2 separate regions of the Homo sapiens genome follow, and region 2 is linked to region 1. A link is an interaction called in ENCODE POLR2A ChIA-PET data of the cell type or tissue named here. Cell type or tissue: GM12878. All regions are shown on one strand.

Region 1 (5,000 bases):
ATGCCTTAAGCCCAGGTTAGAAATATAAAAACATGTGGCTCTAGCCATCATTGTTAACGCAATTCTAGGTATTCATCTGGCTGTAAAATCTTGACTGTGCTTTTCAAAACCTATACAAAGATCAGCTGAAATACACAGACTTGTTCATGATTTCTTAAAGAGCATTCAGTGGTTTCAGTACTCTAGATCTCCTAAAAGTCTTTTACTGAACTAAATTAGACTGTTCAGAAAACCTCACATCAGAACCATGGTATATTATATTGTCCTCCCATAGAATTATTTTACCTCACTTTTAAAAAGTACATTTTTTTCTCTCTTACTAGATTTTTATTGTAAGCAGTGAAAAGTACTTTTAAGAAGGCAGAATACTATTTAAATTCCCACATTTTTAAAATATTCTTAGAAAACACCAATTTTATCCATTATGTAGATGCTCTGTAGCTTATTAATCATTCTGTTGTTTGTTAACTGTTGTTCTAAAGATTTTTTACTACAGTTAATTACTGTAATTTGAGATGGACTTAACATATAATTACTGTGTTTATCTGTGATTCAGTAATGTGGCTTATTTGATTAAAATTATATTTACAATGTGAGTATCAAATGGGATTGTTTGAGCTCATAGAGTAAATTTGTTTGAACTATTGAGATCACCGAGATGGTATAGCTAATAGTAAAATTACTGCTGTTTATATAATTCTGTATTGTCAGATACTATAAAATCTTAAGTTGTTGCTCTTTATAATTATCTGAATGTACCATCTTAGATTTAACATCTGAAGATCTGAAGAAACTTTAATGCTTATTTTTAAACTACAGTGTAACAATTTTATGCTCTCCTCAGAAGAAAATTATAATTTAAATCAATGGATTGGCAGCTGCTTTAAGGGATTTATTAGCATTGTGTCTAATACATACATAATTACATCAAAATTCAGCATATCTAAAACTTGAGTTTATTTCTGAGAAACTTTTGGCAAGTAAGACTGTGAACACAAGGGGTTTAGCAGATTCCCCATATGTAAGCTCTGTATTTAACACTAATTGAAACTTATGTGTAGAAGATGGTCTGTCACACCACCAGAGTTTTGTAGTTTTCTATAGAAACTCAGTCTACTATAGTAAGAGTGCTTTCTCCTGTTCGTATTCATTCAAGGAAGAAGCATATATTGAACCTTCTTCATTTGCCAAATGCTAAGTCAAGTATTGGTAATACTGAGGTCTTACAACCTGATGCTTGTTCTTTAGTAGTTATGTATTTACTTGTTTTGATTTTTAAATTGTGTCCACTCTGTTTTCCCACATCTGCCATTGTTTATTCCATCCTGTTCTAACCATTATAGCAGATTGGTACCATTGAAAGAATAGCAAATTGAGAATCAGAAGACTTGGTCTCTCTTTGTCTGGGTCTGCCACTCATCCCTCTGTAATTCTAGAAAAATTATATAACTTCTCTGAACCTGATTATTCATCTGAAAATGAGGAGATTGGACCAGTTGATCATAAGACCTCATCTAGCTCCAAAATTTTGAAAATTAAATTTCATTCCCTTCTGCTGTTATCAGGCTGTGAAACTAAGATATGAGGGCTATGTGAGTTTACATCTACAGAACTTGATTTATCTATAAATAAATTTTTATGAAAACCTTAAAAGCAAAATCATACTGATTTTCATTTTGGCCCTGGGAATGTGCTTATTGTGCTTACTGACATTTTAAAAAATTAGTATGGTCATAACTCTTTATGTTTCTGATCCTTTTATACTTTTTTTTTTTTTTTTTTTTTTTTTGAGATGGAGTCCCGCCCTGTCGCCAGGCTGGAGTGCAGTGGCACAATCCCGGCTCACTGCAACCTCTGCCTCCCGGGTTCAAGCGATTCTCCTGCCTCAGCCTCCCGAATAGCTGGGATTACAGGCATGCGCCACTACGCCCAGCTAATTTTTGTACTTTTAATAGAGACGGGGTTTCATCATGTTGGCCAGGATGGTCTTGATCTCTTGACCTTGTGATCCGCCCGCCTCGGCCTCCCAAAGTGCTGGGATTACAGGCGTGAGCCACTGCACCCGGCCGATCCTTTTATACTTTTACCAATTAAATGAGTAAAGCCAAACTGGCAACACAGAGAAGACTTTGAAGCTGATGATTTGCTGTCATTAACATAGATTAGTTACTGGACTAGAAAATGGTAGCGCTTATTTTCAACATAATTAGGCTTCATTGCTGTCAGTTTAGTATGTTTTGTATTTGATGTGTCATTATTCAAACAGAGTATCTACTTTTTGCCTCTCAAAATTATTGGTAATAATAACTTTCCCTGATTTCCCCCTTCTACCCTCCCAGGGGTGTTTTTGCTAGTTACAAGCTTACAAGAGTATTTTATATTTTTAGATATGATATTTAGGTTACTTGATAGTAAATGAGAATTAAAGTTCACATGTAAAAACAAACATGCAAGAACACTAACAACAATTTTGAAAGTTAATGAAGTAGTACTGGCACTACCAGATATTTATAAAGCTACAATTTGCCAAAGTACAGACTAATGGGATGAAATAGAGCAGATAGTATAAAAATGTCCCCAAATACATATGAGAATTTAGTATATGGTAAAGTTGGCATTTCCAGTCAGAGAGAAAGAATAGATTAAACAGTATATGACATGGAGACATTGCTTAAGACTTGGCAGTATTTTAAAAAAAAGGAAAATCTGACTCCAGCCTGGGCAACGGCAAGACTCTTTCTCTTTAAATAAGTAAATAAATAAATATGAATAAATGGGAAAATCTGGATCCCTACTTGACTTTTGTACATCAAAGAAAATTCTAGGTGAACTTAAGTTTCATACTTAAGAAATAAAATTATAATTCCAATTATTTTTAATAATCTAGGATTAAGAGAAGACCCTTCTAAACATGCCACAAACCCAGAAATCATAAAGAAAAGGAATGTTTGATTTTTGCAAAATTAAAAAATATAAAAAATTGTTAAAATATCAAATAATGACAAACTAGCAATTAAGACAAAGCTTATTTCCTACAATGAACAAAAGGCTCTTATAAACCAATAAAAGTGGATAATCCTGTAGTAGAACAATGACAAATTATATGAATAGATACTTCGAAGAAAAAATAATTCATATTGCCAGTAAATTTACACATGTACAGATGCTCAGCTTTATTCATAACTTTTAAGTGTAAATTAAAAAATCACTCAGTGAATGTTGGTATGGCCATGAGGAAGCAGGTGTCTTACATTCTGGTTGAAATGTATTTGGTACAGCCTTTTTTTTTTTTTTTAACAGTACTTTATCATTATCTGTTAAAATACAAAAAATATATTTTTTTGACTAAGCATTTTACTCCACGAACTTTTCCTACTCATATACTTTTATAGATCCACAAAAAATAAGCTATACAGAGATATTTATTGTAGTATTGTATGCAAGGAGAAAAAATCTGAAGACGGATTGACCATCAACTTATTTGATTTTTATTTATTTGATTGTCCACCAGTAAATAAATTGGTTGATCCATTCAAAGAGTTCAGTTTTTTATAGCTTAATACAGCTGAGATAAATCAGTAAATATTGTTGAGTGTCAAAAGCTAGTTGCAAATTTACAAAAAATAAATGATGAGTGGTAGAAAGATTCAAGTAAAATAATAGAAGTTAGTTCTGAACTGGAGTTGTTGCTAGTGCTTAATAGGGCCCCATCCAACATTTAAAATGTCCCAACTTTCAAAGAGAAGGATGTGGCAGACACTGTTGTTTGCTTTCCCAAAAGTCATTGGCCCTTTCTTCTGTTAACCAAACCATAATTTTGTTTAATGGCAAGTTGCCTAACCCCAGGGCATGAATGGTTAATCATGATTAGTCTAAACCAGTCATTATTATCCTTTGGCAAATTATTTCACTTTACCTTCCTCCCATGTGACACAATTCTGGCCAATGAGACATAAAGAAAGTCTACTGGAGGACATTTGACAAAAATGTCTTCCCTGATGACAGTAGAGAGATGCTGAAAGAATTCTTTGCCTCCCTGCTTTGGGTGCTCTATATAAGGATGTGATGCTTAGAGTTGGTATTGGCAAGTTTCAAAAATGAGAAGGCGGCCAAGAAAATTGCAGAAAGTTAACCTAGCACCATGATTTGGTTGAACTCTGAAACAATCTTGGAGCTGTCTACTTGCAAAATTTTGTTACATGAGCTAATTAATCTACTGTTAGTTAGGTTTTCTGTTACTTGGAGCTGAAAATATCCTAACAAATAGTGAATTTGTGGAAAGCTATTTTTTATTAGATTCTGTATTTCTGTGACAGCTCTGAAAACTGTTCTTTTCCTTTGTCTTAGCTAATCAGTAATGAATATGTGCATTGGACCGTGAAGCAAAAATAGAGTTGAGATTAATTCATAAGTTAATGCAATAACATATCTTCCTCAGGAATTCAAAGGACTTCGAAAATATTTGTTAACTTTTTTTTTATCCCCCCTCCCACAGGGTTTCTTTATGTTAAATATTCTGACAATCTCTCCCATTTGCTTAGAGGATAAACCAAGGAAGGAAGAGAAAAGATGTGATTCAGACATATAGATAAAATTTTTTTACTTCCCCTTTAGCTGTTCTATTTTGAGTTTTAAAGATGTTAAAGAAGAAATAGAGTTGAAGGATTATCATTGTAACTTCCTAAAACAATTATAAAAATAACGAGTTGGCAGTGATAATTGTTGTATCATTCTTATTTTCTGTTTTTTTCAGATAAATGTTCTTTCAAAATATGTTAATGATTAACGTTTACTGATCTGCTTGATTAATTTTTCTTTGTGAGTCAGTTTCTAAACTGGTTAAGGTTAAAGACTGGTTAAGGTCCTGGCATTTAGTTGAGCTTTTTAGCAGTTGAATCTTAAAGTTTTTAAAATCGTTTATGTTGCAGGTCTTTTGTCCTTCCCTCCTCCCCCGCAAATATACCCATTAGAAACTGTTAAATTGGCCAGGCATGGTGGCT
Region 2 (5,000 bases), 500 kb before region 1:
ATGATACTAATGTTGCCAGGTAAGAAAGAAAGTGAAGAAGAAGGGAGGGACAAGCTGGTCTCCAGACTGGATTAGGATACATTAAAAAAGCTTAAAAAGGGCAGACGGAGACATTAGATTTTTTATTACTTCTTTATAATCTTGAGATGGTTGGCATTTTCTGTAATATATTGTTTTTATAACTGGAAAAATTCTATTTATGCTAATTACCACCCTCTAAATATTTCTCAGCTTTATAAAATCATGAAAATATTTGCAAATACTTTTGAACAAGAAATTTTTTTTTTTTTTGAGATGGGGTCTTCAGGGGGAGTGCAATGGTACAATCATAGCTCACTGTAACCTCGAACTCCTGGGCTCAGACTATCCTCCCATCTCAATCTCCCAGCTACTCAGGTATGAACTACCACACCCAGCCAGAAATTCTTATATTTATTATTAAATGCAAAGAAGAAGGTGCAAAACAATGTGATCTTTACTATGTAAAAATTTACATGAAAGAGACTGGAAGCCTATGCATCAGAATGTTAATAGTTGTTGCTTTTAGGTAGTGCCATTGTGTGTAATACTTTTCTACACCTTACAAATTTTCTGTGATTGTCATATATTGTTTTCATAATAAGAAACAGATAACAGTTTCACAATTAGAGGACTAATACATCAAGAAGCTACTATTATCAACAGTTAAATTTCAAAATACAGAGTATCGATAGCTACAAAAATTTGCCCTATGACCAAGAGATTTTTTTTAATTTAGGAACCACTGGTATACCTTCAGAAAACAGTAGGAATTGGTGTGTGTGTAGGAGGTGATAATGAATCATATTTTTTTTTTTAGCTGTCAAACTGTTTTCTCCAGGCAGCAGTTCTGTGAGGTCCAACTGAAGTATGAGAACCTTGATAGTAGGGACATTACCAGAAAAATGGCCCAAAGGTCGATGGGGGGAGGAACAGTAAATGATCAAAAGAGTAAGGCAAGAGTCCATGAAAACAGAAGCGTCAATAGAGAAGGATCAATAACTTATTTGATCCAAAGGAACTGAAAGCAGGAACTAAAACAGGTATTTGTACACCCACGTCCCTAACAGCATTATTCACAACAGCCAAAACATGAGAGCAACCTGTGTCCATCAACCCGTGTCCATCACATGGATATATAAAATGTGGCATATCTACATGGCGGAATATTATTCAGCCTTAAAAAGCAAAGAAATCATGTCAATGCTACAATGTTGTTGTAATCCTACAACATTAGACGAACCTTGAGGACATTGTGCTAAGTGAAATAAGCCAGTCACAAAAGGACAAATACTGTAGGGTTTCACTTATTTGAGGTACCTAGAATAGTCAAATTCAAAGAAACAGAAAGTACAATGATGGTTTTCAGGGGAGCTGGGGGGAGGAGGGAATGGGGAGTTGTTGTTTAATGAGGACAGAGTTTCTGTTTTGCAAAATGAAAAGATTCCAGAGATGGATGATGGTGATGGGTGCACAACAACATGAATGTATTTAATGCCAATGACCTGTGTACTTAAACATGGTTAAGATGGTAATTTTTCTGTTACATATTTTACCACGATTAAAATATATACATATATATTTTAAGTATCTGTATTTACATATAGATATAGTCTTATCTGTGTATATATATATATATATATTTCATCTATAAATATATGAAAGAAAGAAAGAAACCATCAGAATTAGAAGTCCTGAATAAGTTTCCGATTTGGAATGCAAGAAAGGTTTAGGAGTGTCAATGATGCAAGCATCAAATGACCTTATTTCTGAGACTAAATTCTTTAAATATAAATTATAGAAGTCAGCTCAGAAGTGAAAATCCAGATCAAAAGTGAAAATAAGAAGGGATACTGTGTGTAATTTGAACATAATATACCAAACTTCTTTGTGGTTTTTTTTTGAGACCCTCTCATAATAGCCAGCTTGGAAAAATTCCCCACAACTAGGAAAGAACCTACAAATCCAAGCAACATGATGACATTTTCTCATCAACAGGAAAAAACATAAGCATAAGGGAAACTCTGAGTGTCCTTAAAATGTACTCGATACCCATTTTGTGCTATTACCACAGATTTAAAGAATTCTAGAGCTGGACAGAAGCTCTCAGATAGAACTGTTCCAGGACTCAGATGTCTAAAGAGGCTTCCCCAAGGTCACTGAGCAATGCCAGATTTAAAGACAAGCCCCTGGAGAAGAGTTCTATTTTGTTTGTTGTGTTTTATTTAATATATTTATTAATTTTGAGATGGAGTTTCGCTCTTATTGACCAGGCTGGAGTGCAATGGTGCAATCTCGGCTCACTGCAACCTCTGTCCCCTCGGTTCAAGCAATTCTCCTGCCTCAGCCTCCTGAGTAGCTGGGATTACAGGCACACGCCACCATGCCCAGCTAATTTTTGTATTTTTAGTAGAGACAGGGTTTCACCATGTTAGCCAGGCTGGTCTCGAACTCCTGACTTCAGGTGATCCGCCCACCTTGGCCTTCCAAACTGCTGGGATTACAGGCATGAGCCACCATGCTTGGCCGTGTTTTATTTTTTTTAAAGAGGTGGCTATTTAAAGGTAAGAAAGCAAGTGTAATTGGAAGGCTCTTTCTACAAGTCATTTTATTCATTAATTTTGTTCAAAAAATACTTGAGTACATCTTGTATAACTCTGCCAGGCACTGGGCTAGGTGCTAGATGATGAACAATATTTCATCATCCTTCCTGTAGCAAACTGGCAATTACAATGTAAAGGAGGCATACAATGCTATTAGTACACATAAGAGGGGGCTCTAATCTGTTCTAGCTAGATTGGTTGAGGATGGCAACCCGAAGGTAGTGATATTTTTAATAATAATAGTAATCACTGTTATCACAGCAAGCTTTATTGACCACCATTATAGGTCAGATAGGGCTTTAAAACTTTCTATGCATAATTTAATCTTCCTTACAATCCTATAAAGTAGAATCTTACTGATGAGGAAATTGAGGCACAGAGAGGTCTCACAGCTCCTAAGTAGTGAAGTCAGACCAGATTGCATGTTTTTTCAAAATCTGCTTCTAGGGAAACCCAAACAAAGACAAGACAGGAATGAAACTTAAGGATCAGAACATTCAGGAAAGAACTGTGATGCTCTGAATAAGTAAAGAGGGAGAAATAGGGTAGGGTTACTACAGATGGGAGAGGCTGAGGAAGGATGGAAGGGATACAAAGCCCATGACCAAGAGCTCTGGGGCAGGAGTGGTTGATTTACATTTGGGATTTTCATAAAGTTCTGTGGAGTGGGAAACAACTCTCTTCTCCAACTCCCCATGAACTTGTTAGTGCTGTGATGACCTGGTTATGCACAGGCTGGAACACGTGCTCTGCAGAGGCCCCCATCAATCTGGGTACAGGACATTTAACAAATGGGTAAGAATTAAAGCAGGGAAGGAGAAGGATGAGGATGCTTTTAGAAGCATCGCCCTGAAGGCAGTCAGAGAATGGATTAGGGAAAATTTAGCAGGGAGAGAGTTGCTAATCCATTAACACAGATAAAAGGTCATGGTGACCAAGAAGAAGGACATGACAGATAAAGTAGATGGGTTTGAAAATTGTTGATAGGTAGAATTCTGACCAGATTTGCCTTCTTACTGGATTCTGAAGGTGAGGAGAAAGGATCAATAAGTCACAGGTTTCAAGCTTGGGTATTTGGATCAATTTGGAACCTCTTGGATATGAGGTGCCAAAAAGATATTCAAGTGCAGATGCCCAGTGGGCACTGGAATATTAGTAAGGAGCTTAGAGACTGATAGAAAGAACCTGAAAAGGGCAATGAGAAGGAAAAGCAAGAAGGGTAGGGTGAGTCTTCAAAGGCCAGGGAGGAGAACGAGTCAAAGCCTGCTCACCACTGAGAGGTTGGGGAAGACAAGAATCCAAATGCATCTGACGAACGTGGCCCACAGGAAAGAGAGGAGGGCGACTATTGGCTTTGGCTACAGCGGAATCCACTTGGTCACCGGTGCAAAAGCCAGACTGGAACAGCCTGAGGGGTGGGCAGGAGTGAGGACAGGGAGGGAGTAACTAGAGACAATCCATCCAAAAGGCTGGCCCTGGCAGGAGAAGTGAATGGAGAGGTAATGAAAGGCAGGGTGATACTGAAGGCCTGTGTTGTTTAAAATGGGAAAGACTTAAGTAGGTTTCAGTGCTCGCAGGACAAAGTCAGTGGGGAATAAAAAGTACACGGTCAGAGAGAGAAAGTCTTTGAGAAGGTGAGAGGGAAGGGCATGGGGTTCAGGGCCTTGGACACGAGGAAGGACTCCCCTTCCACTGAAACAGGAGGCAAGGAAAGCCAGGCAGGTGCAGATGAAGAGTGCTGATTCACAGCGAGAACCTAAGTGAGTCCACCTTCTGGACTCTCTTCCCTCTGTGACAGCAGAGGGATGGCCAGTTACTGAGAGTAAGTAGTGAGATGCAGGAGGTGGAGAGTGGGCAGTGTGTGCAGAACCGCTGGGAGATGCAGGGGCACTGGGATGGCACGGATCAGCAGCTGGAGAGTGGAAAGCTGCCTCCTCAAGTGTGCTTCTCCCGCCTGCCAAGTCATGGGCGCCACATCCCAGTCCTCTATGCATGTGTGGCATCTATCAAACAACACTAAGAACATAAACAAAACCGTGACTATGCTGAGCAGGGCCTTGGGAGAAGTCGCATCTTCCACACAGTGAGATCCGGGAAGTCAGCTGTAGTAAGTGACATCAATTTTCTGTAGGCCTTCATCGCATATGTACAACAAAGACAATGGTCTACACAGAACACGATGGCCCCCCATGACAACGTGCAGCACAATCCGTCTTCATTCTATAGTCAAACCCAGTCTGTCTGTGCAACCCAAATGGGGGATTTTGACGGAAATTACATCATTAGTAACAGACCTTCATGTTTGGTCTGAGCCAGATTTTGTTTCTGGTGCTGTCAACCCTACTAAATGTGGGCAGGTGATCACAGTCCAGGCTCTTC

What was found. ChIA-PET counts read pairs that join two places held together with the same protein. Peaks named below come from ENCODE experiments on the same cell type or tissue, not always from the same donor. Only the 100,000 strongest peaks of a DNase experiment are listed, where the experiment ranks them.
Region 2: POLR2A ChIA-PET joins it to region 1 with 5 read pairs; 2 of 35 experiments call an interaction of 5 or more read pairs at or near these places.

Annotation. Positions count from the first base shown.
Region 1 is chr7:131,450,781-131,455,780 of GRCh38, forward strand. All of the region lies in intron 12 of MKLN1 (muskelin 1), which reads left to right. Among named protein-coding and RNA genes, the nearest start is that of PODXL, 100 kb to the right of the region's middle. In GM12878, no CTCF peak of the experiment used is centred here; a DNase peak (open chromatin) is centred at 4,811.
Region 2 is chr7:130,947,021-130,952,020 of GRCh38, forward strand. The region is part of intron 5 of LINC-PINT (long intergenic non-protein coding RNA, p53 induced transcript); the gene reads right to left. Among named protein-coding and RNA genes, the nearest start is that of LINC00513, 36 kb to the left of the region's middle. RefSeq lists a silencer at 3,875-4,043. In GM12878, no CTCF peak of the experiment used is centred here; no DNase peak of the experiment used is centred here; H3K4me3 peaks cover 1,526 bases; H3K27ac peaks cover 3,096 bases.